Regions from separate parts of the Mus musculus genome. Here region 2 is linked to region 1. The links are chromatin loops, found by intact Hi-C in ENCODE. Cell type or tissue: left cerebral cortex. All regions are shown on one strand.

What was found. Peaks named below come from ENCODE experiments on the same cell type or tissue, not always from the same donor. Only the 100,000 strongest peaks of a DNase experiment are listed, where the experiment ranks them.
Region 2: a loop joins it to region 1, with 2.5 times the contacts of the local background. A loop is called at or near these places in 17 of 42 quality-filtered maps.

The regions. Positions count from the first base shown.
Region 1 is chr11:104,328,951-104,333,950 of GRCm38, reverse strand. It overlaps Mapt (microtubule-associated protein tau), which reads right to left. Exons shown (of 12, transcript NM_001038609.2): 12 at 1,861-5,000. Kansl1 (KAT8 regulatory NSL complex subunit 1) reads left to right here. Exons shown (of 15, transcript NM_001372459.1): 15 at 1-450. Among named protein-coding and RNA genes, the nearest start is that of Mapt, 100 kb to the right of the region's middle. In left cerebral cortex, no CTCF peak of the experiment used is centred here; DNase peaks (open chromatin) are centred at 1,228, 1,600, 2,271 and 2,520; H3K27ac peaks cover 505 bases.
Region 2 is chr11:104,459,715-104,464,714 of GRCm38, reverse strand. It overlaps a transcript of Kansl1 not described here. Among named protein-coding and RNA genes, the nearest start is that of Kansl1, 20 kb to the right of the region's middle. In left cerebral cortex, a CTCF peak has its summit at 2,965 (motif pointing right); a DNase peak (open chromatin) is centred at 2,963.

The sequences.
Region 1 (5,000 bases):
ATAGTAGGCAGACTGCTTAATGGTTGGGGTTTTTTCACAATTTTCAACATTAGTGATTTTTTTTTTCTTTCTGTTTGCAAGTTAAAAGGTTTGTCATTGTTTCTTTAAACAACAATAATGCACCATATCCCTATGCATAAAGTGCTTCTTCTATTTATAAGGTTGAAAATTCTGAATAACCCTTTTAGCATTGTAAAAAACAAAAACAAAACAAAAAAACCAAAAAAGACAAAAATTTAAAAAAACTTGTATTTTGTAAATATTTTCTTTTCCTGCTTTGAGCTGTGTAATGGCAGCGAACATGTAGCTGTCTTTGTTCTATAGAAATGCTTTTCTTCAGAGAAGCTGATCTTTGTTAATGTCATGATTCTGTTTGCAAAGCACAGACTAGTGCTTAAAAAAAAAAGAAAGGAAAAATGAAAAAAATAATAATAAAAAAAGATACAGAGAGTTTTGTCAGGCTTTTCTTGATACACTGGACTGTGTGTCTGACAGAGATGGCAGCCCCAGCATTCTGTGGGGCTGCATTGCTAAGCCCTGGTGGTCTCTCTCAGTTGTGGGAACACTGGGTGTGTGATGTGATCAGTCGTTCAGTTCACTAAGGTGAAAAATACTATCTGTTCTTGAGTGAAAATGGTTGATGCATTGACTCTTTCTTCTGAGAGGTCAATAGGGTAAAATTTCAAATTCTAGCCAATAGGGATTTTTCTTCTTTGAGGTGTTGCAATCAATGGAAGTAAGTAAGCACATCATCTGGGAGAGACTACCGCTACTTATAAAGAGTGTAAGGGTCCAGTTCTGACATGCAGGGCTGGTGAGCAGGTGCACCTTCTCCAAGGCTCAGAGCTGTTCTTTCCTAGATCATTTTCCTGCCTTTAGGCAGGAAATTCCTATATGCATTAACTGTCTGCAGAGGCCAGGCATTGGTGGGAACTGAGGAAGACAAATGTTTTAAAATTGGGAATCTAAAGATCGTGACCTTGATCTATTTACCAAAGAACTGGGGAGTAAGGGAGGCAGCTCAGTGAAGTGCAGGATCAGACCCTGAATTTGAATCTAGAACCAACATAAAGCCAGGCATCCGTGATCCCAGTGTTCCTATGTGAGATGGGAAACTGAGGCCCAAGAATCCCTAAGCAGCTAAGAGGCCAGATAACATGGCACAAGTGTAGGAAAATAATGTCTCAAACATAGAGTGGATAGGCTCACACAGCAGTGGTACTCTGTCTACATGCCATGGCATTCAACAAGAAATTGGGCCTGAGGGTGGGTTGCCTAAGCATGCATGAGGACCTTGCACTTCATTAACAGCATGGTACACCTCTATAATCCCAGCAGTCAGGAGGATCAAGACCAGCCTGGGCTGCATGAAGAGACCCTGTCTCAAGAGACTATGGGTTGTCTTTTTTTTTTTTTTTTCCTTTGTAATACTGTGAGCAAGAAGCTGTCCTATCTCCAGCAGAAATATTCCTTGATTTCTATGTGGTAAGATTCCAAGGCACAAAGGCAGCAGTGCAATTGTGTATGCGTGCTGGGTTTGTAGCTGATTGGCTTGAGTTTGTTTCAGCCCCAGTCCTCGACACTTAAGTTCCAGAAATGAAGCCCACGCCAAACTTCTTCAGCTTGCATGAACTGGCGCAGGCTTTAGGAGCTCTTGAATGCTGCCTTGTAAGCCAAGGCACAGAGTACTGTTTGTCGGAGGGTAGTATGCCAGCAGAGGAATGTGAGAATGAACCAAGAGAGCTCTCACTCCAGTGTCTGGCATTTACCTTCATTTCCTGTTCTGAATTTTCTAAGTGGGGGAAAGAACTTGTAAACCATTGTTTTCTTGTACTTGGAACTCATGAACAGAGATTTTTGTTTATTCAGAGTAATAACTTTATTTCCAAATTCACTTTTACAGCAACAGTCAGTGTAGATCATTTGTTAAAACACAATACACTATATGGACATTCACAGACAGGAAGCTAAGCTAAGCTGATTTGTGTCCCTCCCCCCACCCTCAAAATCACCAAAGAAATCATGGGACTTGCAAGCACTGGAGATCATGCCCAGCACAGTAACGGCACAGGCTACAGTTCATCAGGAGGGTGAGATTGCAATACTGCCAATAGTAACCCTTCCAGAAGAAGCCAGAGAGAAGTCTGAAGGCTCATAAAGCCACAGATCTACAGTTGATTACCACCTCCACCCTCATCCCCACTTACTTTCCTGGAGAACAGAACAGATGGAGATAAAGGAAGTGATCTTGGCCACTGCTAGCAGTGTGTAGGCTATGGATCTGAGGTCAATCCAGAGGTGATAGTCATGTGCCAGTGGATTAGAGGGAAGGAAGCCAGGGTTCTTAGGAGGTATTTGACTGTGGGCTCTGGACATCACAAGAAGGCAGCAGGAAGAGAAGTTCACAGATTACCTCCACAAACCTGAGAGCTGTACCTGGCTGGGAAGGCAGGGACCTAGCTGGCTACCTCTGCCTTGCGAAAGCCTATTAGTGGGACAGCCAAGCCTCCAAGTTCTAGTCTCTTGGCACCTCTTCTCTCTAGCAGGTGGTCAAAATCATGAATGGGGTTACAAGATGGCTTAACGGCTACACTCCAAGACCTCCCTTTGCCCATGTGAATTATCTTAATGTGTTCCTCCTCCCCCTCCCCCACAACGCAAGCAATCTCAAATGGGATACACTCTTATCATTGAAGTCAATTTAAATGGAACTATTGATAAAGTGAATTAAGAGCTTGGAGGAACCAGGCCAATTGTATGCCCTATCTATCTAGCCCACCCAAAGACATTGGCTCTGAGTTGGAGAGGCATGGAAAGAAAGGGCCCTGGGGGATTGTCCTCACTGAAGTCACAAGCCAGAATCCCTTTGTAAACTGCCTATCAGCACTGATCAGATCACTCCAAATCATGATTTTTGGGCTGATCACCCCACAAGAGATAGGCAGAGCACCCCACCCCCCATTCAAGGACAGGAACTGCGGGATGGGTAAATGGGTGTAAGAGAGAGAACCACGACAGGTAACCATGATGAAGAAACCACACTTTTCCTCCCTCGGACTCACTTCTATGGACAGCTAAAGTCTTATCAGTGGGGAAGCTCACAATAGGTAGCCCTGGGCACTCAAGAGTTCTTTAATGGGAAAGGCTGGCTGCTTCCTCCTAGTCTCCACATTGTCCTTAACTGTACATCAGAAGTGGCTGATGTGGGCCTGAGGTTCCTAATCTTCAAAGGCCTAGTCCCTGAAGCTGTAGGAGGTCGTGCAAGTTCAGGGGGCTGACAGCTTGGAAACCAAGGGAGTCTCCTAAGATGTCCCCTTCATCAGTGGGACAGTCCATCCCAAACTCTATGGTGAAAAGGCCCAGGCTTGGAGAGGGCCCAAGGATATCTACTGGGTCGTCATGGAATTTCTAGGGTCACAGCTCTCCCTGCTGGTACTGGTGTCCTTTTCTCTTGTGATGCAGGAGTTCTTAGATGTCTTTCAGGGCTACTGTGGGATTTGAAGTCGTGATCAGAAAGGACCATCTTCATACAAAACAGGCCAGCCACAAGCTCTCCCTGGCACTCGGAGCCTGCTGCCTCTAGCTGGTCCTGTGCTTCAGGCCTTGGCCAATGCCATTGACCTCCAATGTCACAGACCTCCAATGTCACAATCCAGTGTCTGTGAGGTCCCAGATGCAGAAGAAACCCTTCAAAACATGGGATGTCCCAGCAGGTTAGCACTGCACTGGCCTGGAGCCACGTCAGGAAGGAGATATCCAGACTCTCCATCACGTGGTGGGCTAGAACCTTTTGACAAATATTTCAAGATACATGCGTCCTTTTTTTTTTCCTTTTTCTTTTTCTTTTTTTTTTTTTTTTTCTTTTTCTTTCTTTTCTTTTCACTATCATAGTCACTCTGGTGAACCCAGACAAACAGACAAATCCAACTACAACGTAACAGGGCGAAGACGGGAAAGAAAGGGCTGCATCTATGGAGGTGGCCGTCTGCTCCAGCAGGGCAGGCAGCATGGTTTCCATGGGACCGGAGGAAAAAAACACTTCAATCAAGGGGGTATGTTCCCCAAACTGGGGTGTGGAGACTGATTACGTGCATGGGGACTTAATGGCAGCTGAGCTCTGGGAGGCTAGCGATCACAAGCTGGGGTGGAAGCGAAAGATGGGAGAAGTGTGGCCCTGCCCTGGGACTCTTGACTGTTCTTACTGATGCCAAGACATTGGCACCTGACTTGGCTGCCTCCAGCTCAACACAAGGAGTCAGGCCTAGGAGGCATCCACTTAGATAAAAGAAAAGGCAGAGGTCCAAGGTCATCCCCAGGCAGGCACACACCAGTTCCCATCCAGGATAGGAAGTAATGGAGTGAACCAAACAAGGTCGTAAGGTTCCTTGTGGGAGGCACACTGGTTGGATTCGTGGAACGTAGGACTAGAGACTGAGGCCCAAATCTTTGCCTTCCCTGGACTCCAACCCCTAGTGTAGAGCAGATATTGCCCATATCTACCCAGGGGCCAGGGATGGGGGCTGGGAGAGGCATGGCACTCAGGACAGTGAGACGTGATGTACGGACGGCAGTGACTAGCTCTCGTGGCAGACGTGGGCATGATAGGACAGAGAGAGGGGATACAGTGGCTGTGTGAGGGATGGGAGGCCTGGGACCCACATCCCAGAATACCACCCCCCATCCCTCCCACTACAGAAGTGCCAGAGGGCCAAGCATGAGAACAGGCAGAGGTCCCCCAAGAGGCACAAGTCCTTACAAAGATCTGGTTAGCCCTAAAGTCCCAGGTCTGTAATGGTGGCCAAATCATGGCTGTAGTTCCAAACTTGAGAACTCAGTAAAGCAGCTTTTCCTGTGGGAGCGAAGGGAAACACCTCGCTCAGGACCTCCCACCTTGCGGGGAGGGAGGAAGAAGCCAGTGCCCTGGGATGTCAAGAGCAGCCTTCAAGAGAACCAATCTACAAGGTACCACCTGCTGGCTTACCTTCCTTCTGCCCAATACC
Region 2 (5,000 bases), 130 kb before region 1:
TTATAGATAGGTATGACCTACCACACCATGCCTGGTTATTAATGTTGTGCTAGTGAGCCCAACCCATCATCTCCTGCACCCTAGGCAGCATCTTTCCAATTGAGCTACATTCTAGTCCTGAGGGTCCTCCCCCCACTCCCTCTCCCCTCTAGGTTGCTGGTATGTAACCTTGGCTGCTTGGAACTCACTAGGTAGGCCAGGCTGATCTTGAACTCATAGTGATGAGTCTTAGCCTCTTGAGCAGTGAGATTACTAGCATTCTTGGCCAGTGATTTGAGTTTATTGATGTTTCTTTTTAGGAGTGAACTGTAAGTCCAAGAATTAAGAACTTATGCTAGGTGTGGTGGCACACATCTTTAACACTAACATTTGAGAGGCAGGGGCAGACAGGTCTTTGTGAATTCAAGACCAGCCTGGTCTAGGTAGTGAGTTCCAGGTCAGCCAGGGCAACATAGCAACGTTTTGTCTCAAAAATTAAAAAACCAACTAACAAAAAGAATGTCTGTTATGCAGTACTGTATATAATGTGATGGCTGATCCTGTTATCAGGGCAATTTCTCAATAGTCTTTCACAGTTGTCTTAGTAGATGTTTTCCTTCTTTTGTTCCTAAAAGTCACCTGCCTTGCCTTGATCCTCTTTTTCTCATTCTGTGTGGGAACTCAGAGTCTGTTGTAAGTTGTAAATCACTTACTGTCTGTATGCTGATGATTTGCCAGTGTGTGTTTTCCAGCTCCGACTAGTTTTCTGATCTCCAATCACAATTACTTCTTTGACATTTCCCATTAGGTATCTAATTTAAAAATCAGTGTATAGTGTATTAGTTCTCAGTACTTACTTCTGCAAGTCTAACTCTTCCTATCTTCATACCCTGATGATAGTACCATTATCCATTCAGTCACTCAGGTCAGGGGTTTGGAAGCCCTCCAGAGCGTTTCTTGTGCCATCTTAACCATCACTTTTTTTTTTTTAAAGCATCATCAGGCTTATGTTTGAATTACTCGTTTTTAAGCTGATAATTATGTATTGCACCTGCACAACTTTTAGGGATCAGTCAGTTCTCTATTTCCACCATGTGGGTCTCCTTGATTGAACCCAGGATGTCAGCCTTTGCAGCAGACACCTTTACCTGCTGAGCCATCTTTTCAGCCTACTACCGTTGTTTATAAATGGTTTCCTGCTCATTTTCATTTCTCCCTTCTGAGTTCAGAGCATCACCTTTTTGCCTGCATGACATTTGAGTCACCTCATTATTCTCTTTACCGTCTATCTTCCAAGCTTCTTGTAAATGTAGATCTTATGAATGATTATGTCCTTTTTTTCCCTGTGGCTTTCAGCTTTTGAGGTACACTTTGGTTGCTTTAGCCAAGTGCTGATGCTCTGATTGCCTGGCTCCAGTTGTTTCAACAGCTTCCTTTGTGTACTCTGTACCTGCCCTCTGGGCCTTCAAACAGGCTGTTATCTTTTTTAAAGGGCCTTTACTATCTTCTGGCAATTTATTCCTCTTCCCTTTATCTTTAATGTTTGTGTGTGTCTGTGTGAATGTATGCCTTGTGTGTGAATGGAGGCCAGAAGACGGCATCAGGTCCTTTGAAGAACTGGAGTGAGCTCTATGAGATGTGCATAGTGAGTGTTAACTAAATGGATCTCTGGAAGAACAAAAATTGTTCTTAACCACTGAGCCATCTCTCTAGCTGTCTTCTATTTCTTTCTTTCTTTCTTTTTTTTTTTTTTTTAGATGTTTATTTATTGTTATATATAAGTACACTGTAGCTGTCTTCAGACACCAGAAGAGGGCGTCAGATCTCATTACGGGTGGTTGTGAGCCACCATGTAGTTGCTGGGATTTGAACTCAGGACGGTTGGAAGAACAGTCAGTGCTCTTTATCCACTGAGCCATCTCACCAGCCCTGTCTTCTATTTCTTAGTAACAGTTATCACCATAATATTAACAGCAACAGAAAGTACCACTGGATGTATCCTGTGGACCTCTGGTCCTCAGTGTGTGTGTTGCCTGTAGTGCTTGCTCTGGGTGTTCAAGCCTAGGACATCTAATATTGAGTGGCCACTAGTTCGCTTCTCTTGCACTTTGTGAATCTCCTAAGTTTTCTGGGATCAAAAGCTGTTTCTTGTTATTTTATCTTATCTTATTTTTATTTTTAAAATTTTCATTTCTTATATTTAGTATTTGGAATGTGTTTAAAATGGATTGCCTAAGGACATTGCCAGACTTAGAACTTAACTCTTTATAGTTTTTGAGACAGTCTTACTCTGTAGCCCAATGTTGGCTTGATTTCACGCTGTAGCTCATCTGGTCCCTTAATTTGTGGTGATCCTCTCACTTCAGTCTCCCAAAACACAATGAAATCTGCATCTTTAGGAAAGGATCAGTGGAAAAGCAGAATTGTTATATCTATTTGCCAGTCTTAGTCTTACTCTTTGAAAATAAACAGAGTCTGGTTTGATAAGTGTAAGCAGGTTTGGAATGAGGGTAGGCAGTAGTTATAGTTACATTCTTGTGGTGTTGAGGACCAAACCAAGGACCTAATTTGTATTAGGGAAGCACTCCACCCCTCTCCTTTATATTTTTCTCCCCTATTGAACCTATGACCTTACTATGCTGGCATACACTCCATCGTTGAGTTATATCTTAACTTCTCCTTATATACTTGCTTTTGATGACAATTCAGTCAATTTCAAAAGGTAACCAGAATGGTTTCATATTATTAAAATAGAGAGACATTAATAATGTGGACCTGAAATGTACCAGCCAATCAATGTATTTAGTAGGGAACTGCTAAATTTGTTCTTTCATAGTAAGGAGTGATTTTTTTCCCTTCTTTTTTCTAGAACATGTTAAGTATAAGTTTAGAAACAGCTTTCCCTTATCTGTGTATATGTTGTTTGTAGCAATAGTTGTGTCCAGTCTATCTACCTCTTGATTATGGCTATATTTGACCAGCAGGGGGAGCCAAAGTTGCTTATGTGGCTTTATCCCAATTGATTTTTCTCAAGAGAAAAAAGCTTTATTGACAAAGAACATAATGAAAGTTCACAAAAAAGAAAATATAAACACATGAAAAGCATTTTTATTTTGATAACTAATCAAAGGTATGCAAAGTTAATGATTTCATTTATTAAATTGCCAAATGAACTGTCATAGGCTGGCCTTAAACTCAAATTAGTGTGTCTCTGCCTCCCCAGTGCTGGTCTAAAGGTGTGTGCCACTACAACCTGGCAAGAGTAAGTATTTTTAATGTCTTGAATACATGGGTAGTGAAAACACTCAGGCTGCAGAACTACTGTATTGTTGTAGACCTTTGGTGCTGTGAATTGAATACAGGGATATTTATTTACTTTTAAAGATTTATTTTTATTTATGTATGTCATATGTGTGCAGTGTCCAAGGAGAGCAGAAGAGGGCATTGACTGTGCTGAAATTGAATAGGTGGTGGTAAGCCATTTGAAGAAGGTGCTTAGAACTGAACTTTAGTCCTTTGGAAAAGCAGCAAACACTGTTAACTGATTGATTAGCCATCCCTCCACACTATATTGACCATACTGGCCTTGAACTCACAGAGATGTGTTTGCGTTTGCCTTCCAAGTCCTGAGATTAAAGGCATGCTCTACCACTCCCTGCTGAAATTAATTAATTAATTAATTAATTAGAGATACAGTTTTACTTCGTAGCTTTGGCTATTCTGGAACTCACAGAAATCTACCTGTCTCTACCTTCTGAGTGCTTGAAATTGAAGGCATGAGCTAACAGGCCTTGCTGAAAAAAAATTTTTTTTTTGACGATTAAAGCAATATTTTAGGTGTGTTTATTTTTCTTGAGTATGAATCTTTTGCTTGCTTGTAAGTATATGACCACCATACTGAGTGCCCCAGAGGTCAGCAGAAGGTGTTGGATCCTCAGAAACTAGAGTTACAGATAGTTGTGGGGTACCGTGTGGATGCTGCATCCCCTGCAAGCATAAGCACAACTTCTTAACTGCTGAGACGTCTATCTCTTGAATATTGTTTGATTTTTTTTTTCTTGAGACAATTTTATACTATGTGGTCTTGGACTGCCTAGAACTCTGAATAAACGAGGTAGGGCTTGATGATTTTGCTTGTGGCACCGTCCCCTCCCCCCTCCCCCAAGTGCTGGGATTACAGCTGTTCATCTTCATGTTTGCTTTTTTGAGGATTTTTTTAATGCCTTGAGAATTTCAGGATTCCAGAGCTTGAGAATTCTACAGCTACATAAAAGATTCTAAGTATGAAATAGAAGAATATGTATTTCTTATACATATGTGATGGTTTGTATATTCTTGGCCCAGGGAGTGGCACTATTAGGTGGTATAGCCTTGTTGGAGTAGGTGTGTGACTGTGGGCATGGGCTTTAAGCTTATCCTAGCTGCCCAGAAGATAGGAGAACTATTGGCCTTCAGATGAAAATGTAGAACTCTCAGCTCCTCCTGCACCATGCCTGCCTGGATGGTGCCATGCTACTGCCTTGATGATAACATATAAGCCAGTCCCAATTAAATGTTGTCCTTATAAGAGTTGTCTTAGTCATGATATTTCTTCACAGTAATAGAACATTGACTAAGACAGAAGTTGGTACCAGGGACTGGAGTATTGCTGTGATAGGCCTGACCATGATTTTATTTGTGCAGATCTGGCCCAAGATCAGTATGTGATGTAAAGACTGTTTTGTGGTATTTTGGTAAAGAATGGCTGCTTTTAGCCATTATCTTAAGAGTCTGCCTAAAGTGAAGAGATTTAGATTCATTGCTTTGAAAAAGGAAGCCCCCCCCCTTCCCCCCAGGGTTTCTCTGTGTAGCCCTGGCTGTCCTGGAACTCACTTTGTAGACCGCTGGCCTTGAACTCAGTAATTCGCCTGCCTCTGCCTCCCAAGTGCTGGGATTAAAGGTGTGTGCCACCAAGCCTGGCCTGGTATAAATTTTTTTGTGTGGTTACTAAAGTTCCCTCTTATGAAGAGCAGTTTAATGAA